Linked DNA regions of Homo sapiens: region 1 is linked to region 2. Evidence: read pairs that join two places in POLR2A ChIA-PET (ENCODE). Cell type or tissue: OCI-LY7. All regions are shown on one strand. Each heading gives the region's core, and the rest is flanking DNA. Links, peaks and the distances in the headings are about the cores only. Region 1 overlaps LINC02362 (long intergenic non-protein coding RNA 2362). Region 2 holds the start of LOC124900825 (a long non-coding RNA gene).

Region 1 (5,379 bases), core at 245-5,244, 76 kb after region 2:
CACTCCCAGCACCCACGCAAAGAAAACAGAAACAGAGAGGAAGCAAGAATGGAAATAACCAGCAGTCTCCATTGCTTAAGTGTCTTACTTTTGCAAATTTTATAAACCTATGACCATTTGAACACATTCTAAGGTTCTTCCCAGGGTCTTACATTTTGTTATTTTAAGCCACCAAGTTTGTGGTAACTTCTTACAACAGCCCTGGGAAGCGAACAGGCCTGCAAAACTAGTTCCCACTGCAACTGAAATGAAAGAAGGAAAAATAAGCAGCATGACTTGTCCAGTCTTCTACTTGGAGAGCTAAGGATGTAGGATTTAATTCTTAAGGCTAAGGAAGTGATTGAGAAGAGGTTGCATGTTTCACTCACCTATTATTGCATAAAAAACCATGAAACAACCACTTCATCCTTATGCTCCCAGATTCTGTAGGTCAGGAATTTGGAAAGAGAACAGAAGGCATGGCTCTTCTCCATGATGTCTGGGGCTTCAGCTATGTTGAGTCCCATGGCTGGGGCTAGGATGGATGGGGCTGGATGACCCATTGACCTGGCAACATCTTGGCTCCTATGTCCAGTCTTTGAGTTGGGCTGGCTGGCGGCTGGCTGAGTTGGGGCTGGTGACCAGAGCATCTACCTGTGGTCACTGCAGCATGGCGGCCTCAGGCTCCAGGGACCGCTCACAGGGAAGTTCAGGGCCCCAAGGGCAGATGTTACCAGGCAACAATGCAAGTCTAGATTGCCTTCCATGACTTGGCCTTGGGAGTCATACGGTACCACTTCTGCCATTCTCTATTGGTCAAAGCAGACCCAGAATCCAGGGGAGTGGACACAGCCCCTACCTCTTGATGGGAAAAGTGCCAAAGAATTTGTGACCATGTTGCAACTTGCCGTATTGCACGTTGTTCTTTCACCTTCCTTACAACCCATCCTGAAGCTGCAGGAACAAGATCAGCTCTGCCTGAAAATCAGCACAGCGCCTCTAGCCCAGTCCACAGAGGTTCTACCAAGAAAGGCTGCTATGACGGTACATTAGTAATTTAAATCCTAATTAATAATGCAATGAATTAATATATACTTCACAATCTAAGGCACTATTTCATTGAAATCTCTGTTAAGTAGATGGTCTCTAACTTACGATTTTTTGATGTTATGATGGTGTAAAAGTGACATGCGTTCAACAGAAGCCATACTTGGAATGAATTTTGCCATTTGCTCTTTTCCCAGGCTAGTGATGTGCAGTATGATACTCCCTCTCCATGCTGGGCAGTGGCAGTGAGCCGCAGCTCCCAGTCCACCACAGTCGTGAGGGTGAATAACTGACAGTCTACGTTGTCCTGTGTTGCTGCGTGATTCTGCCCAGCAAAGTTGATGTATGTTCTGAGCATGTTTAAGGGAGTCGAGCTAAGCTGTGATATTTACAACAGGTTTGTCTGAATGGCACCCCATCGTAAGTCCAGGAGTATGTGTATTTGTCACAGCAAGCCCATGTGTAATGCTGCATCCCAAGACTTTTTGAAACCAGACTTTGGGAAATATATTGATACCATGTCTTTGTGAGGTTATCGTATAGCCAGAACACCCCTGTGTGGTTTTATATTCCTTCCTTTAGCCTTGACCTCTGATGAAACCCTGTTAAACATTACACTGTGTTCTCAGCCATGCTGTGAGGAATTAGTGACAGCCAGGCCCATGTGGATGTGTTGAGACAGAGGAGAGAAGTGTGGTACCCTCGTGGTTTTATATTCCTTCCTTTAGCCTTGACCTCTGATGAAACCCTGTTAAACATTACACTGTGGTCTCAGCCGTGCTGTGAGGAATTAGTGAAAGCCAGGCCCATGTGGATGAGTTGAGACAGAGAAGAGAAGTGTGGTACCCTCTTGCCTCAGGCTTGTAGCAATGGTGGGGTCTGGAGGGGGCCAGGTGTGTTTAGTGAAGATGTGACCCTTGGGAGGGTCATTTGTGGTGTGACCAGAAAGTCAGGATGGGCGGCCCTGAGAGACCTTCCTTTGAGCTCAAGTCAGGGACACCTTTGGGAAACAGTCATAAAGATAAGGCAAATAGCTGTGAAGGTGTCTACTGCCTCACAATAATCCAGCCAGGGGCCATGCCTTCAGGACCTGGCTTGGCTGTGCCCTGATGAGGTAAGATTCAGCTGCAACCTAGGCTGTCCTCCACTGACCAGACCCTGCACACTGGTGTGGGGCTGTGTGCACCTGGCGGAAGTGGTTGCTCACTGCCACCTCTCAAAGGTGTTACATGAACTAGGGCAGCCTGAATATTTTTATATATTAACAAGTACAATTCTGAAGCATAGGAAACAAAATTAGTGCAAATTGGGGTGACAAGGACTCAAGCCCGCTTGAGGTTACTGCTGGGGCAGATTTGAGTGGGGGATGGTCACAGAAGCTTGGGTAGAGGGCAGGACTAGGTGATAAGTCTCCTGTCACAGAAGTGGGAGTGGGGAGACAGATAGATAGATGATAGATAGATATTGTCTTGGTCTATTCCTGTCGCTATAAAGAAATACCTGAAAGTCAATAATTTATAAAGAAAAGAGGTTTATTTGGCTCAGAGTTCTACAGGCTGTACATGAAGCGTGGTGCTGGAGCAGTAGGTGAAGGGTAGCCGGTGTGTGCATATCACATGGTAAGAGAGGAGGAGAGGGAGCGGATGATGCTGCTAGACTCTTTTTAGCAACCAGATCGCTCAGGAACTAGTAGATAAAGAACTTGCTCATTACCACAAGGATGGCACCAAGATGGCCATAAGGGATCCAATCCCACAATCCAAACACCTCCCACCGGGCCCCACCTCCAACACTGGGAATCTAGTTTCAACATGAGATTTGGAGGGGTCAAACATCCAAACTATATCAGATATTCAGTGTCTTCAGCCAGTAATCAGCACTACAGGGTGTCTTGGGTGAGTGTCTGCATCTGCATGCCACGGTACCCAAGAGAGCTGACCGCATGGGCATGGGCAAACAGCAAGGCCTGTGCTGCCTTCTGGAAGCCAAGAAGATCAAAGAACTTCATATACTGATGACCCTCAAAACTCCCAACTCCTATGCCTGGGAGTCAAAGCCATACAAATCTGTGACTACTCGTAGGCTCTTATTTCAACCCACCCTCCTTCCCTCACCCACCATCACCACCAATAGCATAACCTAGGAAACATGACTTACATCTGGAATTCTGGTGGAAGTTCTTATCAGGACTATAAGTTTCTTGAGTCAAGATCATGCTAACTTCAGACCAGTATCCTCCAGGAACTCCTATAGTGCCTGATATATAATGGCTGCTCAATCTATATTTGTTGAAAGAACAAAGGACAGGGAGTTTCAGGACACAGTCACTGTAAAATTGGGTGCATCATATTCCCACTGACTGATTTCTGGCTCCATACTAGTGTGTGCCACCCAGTTTGATGCCGTTGCAGGGCTGAGGTGCTCCTGGGGGGCTGAGACATAGGAGAGCTGCCACCACTCTTGACAGTCATCCTGGGACACCTGAGCACTCTTGACTCAACCTCTGCCTGACCTAGCCAGTCCCTTTGGTTAAGGAGCTGGGTGTGGGAAGTTTGACAAAACATGGGAGAGAACCAAGGAGAGGAGAGAAGGGCACAGAAATTTGAATGCCATGGGCTCCATTTGTTTCTTCCAGCCTTGGGTGCAATTCAGCTTGGAGATAAGTGTGGACTGGGTGATCTCTCTAATTCCTTCATTTCATGAATGATGTGTCAAAGGAGAAGTAATGGTTTGGGGGTTTTGTTGGTAGGCTTGGCCATACACTTTTAATTTCATCTATAAGTTCCAAGAAAGCCAGCTGTGAGCTCCATAATTTCCAATTAAATGTCTTCTCCCCTTTTAGCCAGGAATTACAAAGTTCTCTTTTTGACATTTATTCTTGGTAGCTGGCTAAATGAAGAGCTAACATTTAAGTGAGCTGACATAAATGCCTGTTGATTTACGGTGTACGAATTCAGTAAATGTTTGTAAGCAATAGCTATGCTCAGCTCAATGTATCAAGGGACTTTTTAAAAGGTCTAGGGTACTAGGGCCTTCCACTAACTATTTAGTTAGAAAAATGGAGCAGAACTCCTTTGGGAAAATATAGAAAAAAGCTAGTCAGGATCTGATCATGAGTCCCATGAGTGGCCCAGTCATGATACCGGTGGGCTAGGCAGGTCCCCAAACACAAGTGGGACCTTGACTCCAGCCAGTGCCCAGGTGCTTGATATCATCGGGAGAAGAAATTCAAGGATGAGTCAGAAAATAGTGAAAGTACAGAGATTTGTTGCAAAGTGAAAGTACACACTCAAGATAGGGGAGGGCAAGCGGACTCCAGAGAAAGTTGTGCGCAAGGGTGTTTGGAGCTGCTACTTTTATGAGTTTCTTTAACCAAGGGGTGGAATATTCATGAAAATTCCTCGAAAAAGGTGGATATTTCTCAGAACTGTGGTGCCACCCACTTTTACACCAAATATGGGTGCTCCTGGAACGGTCATGGCACTGGTGGGTATGTGATTTGTATGTTAATGAATGAAAAATGAGGGCCTAAGAGAAACCTGAGTCAAATCCAGCACCATGTTGGGTCTAGTCGGTCTTAGCCAGCTTGGCCCACACCCTAGTTTTTCAGGGTCCTATCAGCCCCTAGCTCCTGTGGCTATTTCAACAGTTTCCTTTTGCTAGTCATGTGAAATGCCTGCCTAGAATTTTCTATTCTTCTGCGACCACCCTGTATTATTCCTGCCTCATTTCTGACAGAAGAGGCAGGAGGAAGACTGGAAAGGCTGGGTAGATTAAGTGAGAAGAGGAAAAAGGGAAAGGCATTCCAAGCAGGTAGAATAGCATGAGCAAAGGCTTGAAGGTAGCATAGTTGATAACCCCAAAATGTTTCTGTTATGAAGAGGAATCAGAAGGAAGTAATATGAAATGAATTGGTCGGAAAGGGATGAAATGCTCTCTAGAAGAATATGTGTTTGATCACGTTAGGGAGGAAAAACTTTCTTCTGTCCCATAAGTTGAATGGCTGGAGCCTGTAAATTTCACTGACGCAAGACAGGTTAACAGGAGAAAAGGAATACAAATGTATTTATATTTTTACGTGCATAGGAGTTCACAGAAAAGTAGTGAAATGCAAAGTGATTAGGCTCAGGGACGTATATATCATTTTAACAAAGGAAAGGGATGATAAATTGTGGGAAAGTGACTAGCAAATACATGGGGGAGATTAATGGAACAAACTTTAAAAAAAAAAGTTTGTTTATGCAGACTCATCTCAATGCTGACTGTCCATCTTTGATGGTAAGAGTTGCTCTACACTTCCTGCTATGGGAGTCGAGGAACACCTTCCACAAAGGGAATGTTACGCCCTGGTTT
Region 2 (5,379 bases), core at 263-5,262:
TATTATAATTTAATTGGCACTGGTACACAAGCAAGTAAAAGAAATGCAAATCCAAATTAAAAATCCAAGTAAAAGTGCCAGCAGCAAAACTTACGGTGACTAGATAGAAAGTCCTAGCAGTAATTACACAACACACTTTTAGGCCGTAGGAACCAAACGGCTGTGAGGAGGAGGCCAGGGAAAGGATGAACCAGATGTGCTCAGCAACATTTCTGAAGGGGGAGACAAAAGTTGGCTGATTTTCCATCATTGTTCTGCCAGTTTAAGAGCCGGAACCAGAAGTTTTGGTTTCTCAATGCATTATTTTAAAAATGCTGCATCACCAATGTTTTTGATAACAATTTTAGGAAAATTAGTCAAAACTTAGAATTAAGGCAGAGGGAGGGCAGCACCTCCTCTCAATGTTGGATAGACCACTTATTGCCTAATGGAGTGCACTGCTTTTGTTTAATTGTTTGTTTGTTTGTTTATGAGACGGATCCTTGCTCTGTTGCCCAGACTGGAGGGCAGCGGTGCGATCTCGGCTCATTGCAACCTCCGCCTCCCAGGTTTAAGCAGTTCTCCTGTCTCAGGCTCCCAAGTAGCTGGGATTACAGGCACACGCCACCACGCCTGGCTAATTTTTGTATGTTTAGTAGAGACGGGGTTTCACCATGTTGGCCAGGCTGATCCTGAACTTCTGACCTCAGGTGATCCGCCCACCTCAGCCTCCCAAAGTGCTCTGGGAGTCTTATGAGTCTTATGATTCTAATGTTACATGTTTTTTAGTTATTTACATTTATGATATTAAATTGAAAGGATAAGTTTTTAAAATTTGAAAACAATATGTGGTCATTTCAGCAACTTAATACGCTGCTTTATTTTTACGTTTATTTTATATGATTTTTTAAAGTTATCTAAGTATTTGGGGAAGCTTCTCAGTCAGATACCCTTGAAAAAATCTGAATATAATAAATTTGTAAAGGAAATGTCAATATTTGAGGGGATCCCATAGCATATTTAATTAGCCCCCATAAATATTGTAAGTATACTTTTTCCATTTTTTATACTCAGGTTTCTTTTTGAATATTTTCGTTTCTGATTGGCAGACTTTCCCAAATACTAAACTAAGTGCATGTTGAGCATGCACTTTCCTAATAAATAAAGTGATAAGATTTAGAAGCTGAACTTTAAAAACTTAAGAACTAGCTTCAATAAGTTGAATATTAATTTTTAAAATCAAAATAGTCCCTGAATAATCTTTTCTACCTCAAAGAACTCCAAGAATTACAGACACCCACATTCACTTTTGGGTAGAGCAGGCAGAGGCCAGACCAGCTCATCAGCGCTGACCCTTTCAGAGCCTCAGTGGGTGAAATGAGTGCACCCTCATAATGAGAGCTGCTATGTTTGGGATCTCTCCTTGCTCCTCCATTCGTGATCTTACTTTCCTTTTAGTCCTAAAGATTCAAACACGTGGTGTCAGTGTTGCTCTGAAGCACAGACCGATTCCCAGGGTCAGGCTATAAATTCTTTAACTAAATCCACTGACAAATCACCCAGAAAAGCTTTTAATATGTTTGCAGGCTTAGCCACAGGAGCAAAGCAAATTGTTCTTGAGATCTTCAAAGCAGGCGTGCAGGTTTCACCAGTTCTTCCTCTTGCCCTGGGCAGGTCTGCAAGTCTGCTGGAACCTGGAACACAGCAGCCCTCCTGCCCAGCCACCCCATTCCTGAGCTTCCTCTCCATGCAAGAGTCCACTTGTAAAACAAACAACGGGCTGGGAGTTGTGTCTCCCCTTCACCACCAGTAAGTACTTCATGCAGGTAGAAAAGCCAGAGGAGGAAAAGGTATTGAAACACAGTAGAAAAAACAAATGAACAAATGGAAATAATGAGTTGAACTCAGAGGCTCCCAGCTTCAGGAATCATTTCTGACACTTGGCATTTGCCTCCTGCAGCAGAAGCGCGTCTTCGTTGTTTCTCCCTGTTCAATTCTTCCACTTCTCGATCCTCAAACTCATGCAGGGATTTGAATGTGTTGGGTGGTTGGTTTCGTTGCTTATTTTAATTTTTTAAAACCATAACTGCCTTGTGCTTAGGAGCCTGATTATTTTTCAGCTGGATGTACAAATCTCGGCCTCTCCCCGGCCTCTCGTCTTTCTGATCTTCTACCCTCCACCGCATGGGAGGGCACAGGTTCCCTTGTGTCCCAGCCCTGCTGCAGCAGGTGGTTAGACAAAACCGCATTGTCATTTATAAACGCAGAAATCAAGCTCTCTTTCTCTCCCCACCGTTTATCCACCCACCCCCTTTTTCTGTTCTCTCTCCTTTCTCTCTGTTCCTTTTCTGTAATGTCAAATCTATTCCACTAAGGGGTTGCTCTTTGACTAATTCTGCCACTTAATTTTCTAACATTCATTCTTGATTCTCAAGGAGGAAACTCCCATTTTGAGTGACATTTCTCGTGACTGAATGAATGTGGACCCGTTTCTCAATACGTCAAAGGAAAGGGTATTCACAACCTAGCCTTGCTCTCAGGAGGTGGAGCGGGTTTTTTCACTCCCTAGAGGAATGAAGAGTTGAGCCTGGAATGTACACCACTGTCCAGCAAACCAGAAGGCCTCTGCATTCTGCAGGTTCCGCTCTCTGGTCTGGAAAGATCTCCCAGCAGGTGGAGGCCATTGTCCTTGGCCTGACCCAGTCCCTGCTGAAGCAGTTAGAGGGCGAGGCCCAGACCTCCTCCAGACTCGGGACAATCAGTGCCTGGGTTCAGACCCTGGGCACAGCTGGGCCTACTCCAGAAGGGTGTGGAAGGAGGAGAGGTGCAGACAGGATTTGTCTAAGGCAGCACCCTTAGCACTTTGCCTCCATCCTTGATCCAGCCGTCTGGCCTGGCTTTCTTCTCAATTTCTTTGGCCCTCAGTTTTCTGTTGTGTCTGCACCAGCATTGCTGACTTTGGCATTACCGAACCTTTAGCCTTTGGGCCAGCATGCTCTGATTTTGGAATCTGACTTCTCTGCCCTGGACCCTGGGGTTGACAGGTGTTTAATGAGGTGCACTCTGTTTCGTAATCTGCTTTTTTCTTTTGATCATTATTCTGAACATTTCCTCTTGGTTGTTTACTGGACTTCTAAATATTATTTTGATGGTTGTGTTGTAATGTATCATGAGATCTCCCCTAATATATTTAACTAAATACCTTGTAGTTGGACAATTATGCTATTTCCAAATTTTCACTCTACCGAATAATGCCTTGGTAAGTATTAGTGTAGTGAAATCTTCACAGTTATTTTTTAAAACACTTTAAAATTACGCATATTGTAAACAAACATGTTCTTGTTGAAAACTTCCTTAAAACCGGTAAGACTAAAGTCCTCATTAACCAGCTTCAATCGAGTTGTTATAGCCATCATAGAGACAGCCACTATTATTGGTTAATGCGTACCCTTTTTTGAAATGTACGTACGTATATTTTCAGATACCTAAGTGAGATATAGACAGATAGATATGCTGAATCGTTTTTATTTGTGAGGCCGAGTGGCGCACAGACGTTAACATGCTGTCCATTCACTTGGCAGTATGCCTTGGAGACATTTCCACGTCAACACATGAAGATCTGCAACTGCTGTGTGGGATTCCATAATAAGGATAAGCCGACGTTTATTGAGTTATTTTCCTATCCCTGGATATTTGGGTTGTGTTTAGCTTTTGCTAAGACAGACAATGCTGCATTCAATCTTCACCTTGTGCACATGTGCAGATAGATGTCTCTCTGGGGAGATTCAGAACGTGGAATTGTTAGGTCGTAGAGGAGAAACATTTTGCCCACCAAAGTAGCTGGAAAATAACGCTCTCACTGCAGAGCAGCTGAGGGCACGTGTGCCACCACAACCTCGCCCACGCTTTATATGATCAAACTTTTGATTTTTGCCACTTTGATTAAAAATGGAACCTTGTGTTTTATTTGCATTTCCTTGATTTCTAGTGAGGTTAAGCATCTTTTCAAGTATATTGGTCATACATCCTTTTTTCCTTTTTTTTTTTTTTTTGAGACAGAGTCTCGCGCTGTCGCCCAGACTGGAGTACAGTGGCACGATCTGAGCTCACTGCAACCTCCACCTTCCAGGTTCAAGCGATTCTCTTGCCTCAGCCTCCTGAGTAGCTGGGATTACAGGTGTGCACCACCACACCCGGATAATTTTTGTATTTTTACTAGAGACGGGGTTTTGCCATGTTAGCCAGACTGATCTCAAACTCCTGACCTCAGGTGATCTGCCAGCCTCGGCCTCCCAAAGTGCTGGGATTACAGGCATGAGCCACTGGGCCCAGCCGGGTCATACATTCTTAATCACCTCAGATTACATGCCTGAAAGTTGGGTTGCTGGGTCAAAGGACATGCAATATATACACAGTAGTCTCCCCTCACCTGCTGTAGGTACATTCCAAGCTCCCCAGTGGATGCTGAAACCACGCATTTCAGAACCTTCTGGAAACTGTCTTTTCCTATTGCATACATACTTATGATCAAGTTTAACGTATAAATTAGGCGCAGTAGAAGATTAACAACAATAACTAATAAAATAGAACAATTGTAGCAATATACTCTGATAAAAGTTGTGTGAGTAGGGTTTTTCTCTCTCTCTCTGTCAAAATATCTTACTGTATGTAATATTTTTGGACCATAGTTGAACACAGTTATAATATTTTGGACAGCATGGTTTCAGGTAACTGAAAAGCAAAGCGGCGAAGAAGGGAGAACTACTGTATGTTTTTTACTGTGTGTGTGTGTGTGTGTGTGTGTGCACGCACGCCTACCTAGCCCTACCTATCTCATCTATCTAATCTATTGCTTTTAAGGTGGTATTTTTTCCAAGGTGTCTTTCTATAATAATTAAGCCAATTTATACTCTCACTACAGCATATATAAATGTTTTCTTATACTGTCTACAGAAGGGTTTTACTTTTGTTTTTTGTAGGGCAGATAAATAAATATAGTATCTTATTGATTTTACATTTCTTTCATTGAGAATAAGACTGGCTACTTTCATATCGTTTTTGACAGTTCATTTCTTTTCTTTTGATTAACAGCTTATTTTTTATTTCTACTAATTCTGTGTGTGGTTGTTCACCTTTATTTTTGTTCTTACCAATCTAAAAACTCTCACACAGGTTAAGAATGTCAGCCTACATCTGAGTGTCAATAAGGTGCAGATAGTCAAGGAATAATGCCTCACAGTGTAGTGACATGCTGCCACAGAAGAGGCCCCCAGGAAAATGCAGTTTGGGAGCCCCTTAAGCAAATATAACTTCATGGGAAGATTGTCCTTCTTTGGTCTCTGATATGGTTTGGATCTGTGTCTCCACCCAGATTCATTTGAATTGTAATTCCCAACGTAG

What was found. Peaks named below come from ENCODE experiments on the same cell type or tissue, not always from the same donor. Only the 100,000 strongest peaks of a DNase experiment are listed, where the experiment ranks them.
Region 1: POLR2A ChIA-PET joins it to region 2 with 13 read pairs; 3 of 35 experiments call an interaction of 5 or more read pairs at or near these places.

What each region holds. Positions count from the first base shown.
Region 1 is chr4:184,362,643-184,368,021 of GRCh38, forward strand. LINC02362 (long intergenic non-protein coding RNA 2362) reads right to left here. Exons shown (of 6, transcript NR_125934.1): 5 at 3,184-3,305; 6 at 2,919-3,004. Among named protein-coding and RNA genes, the nearest start is that of LINC02363, 11 kb to the left of the region's middle. In OCI-LY7, for the core only: no CTCF peak of the experiment used is centred there; a DNase peak (open chromatin) is centred at 2,219; H3K27ac peaks cover 903 bases.
Region 2 is chr4:184,286,354-184,291,732 of GRCh38, forward strand. The region is part of intron 1 of LOC105377582 (a long non-coding RNA gene); the gene reads right to left. It overlaps LOC124900825 (a long non-coding RNA gene), which reads left to right and starts at 1,392. Exons shown (of 2, transcript XR_007058413.1): 1 at 1,392-1,788. RefSeq lists enhancers at 1,970-2,109, 2,470-2,609. In OCI-LY7, for the core only: a CTCF peak has its summit at 1,441; DNase peaks (open chromatin) are centred at 1,548 and 2,198; H3K4me3 peaks cover 2,229 bases; H3K27ac peaks cover 3,392 bases.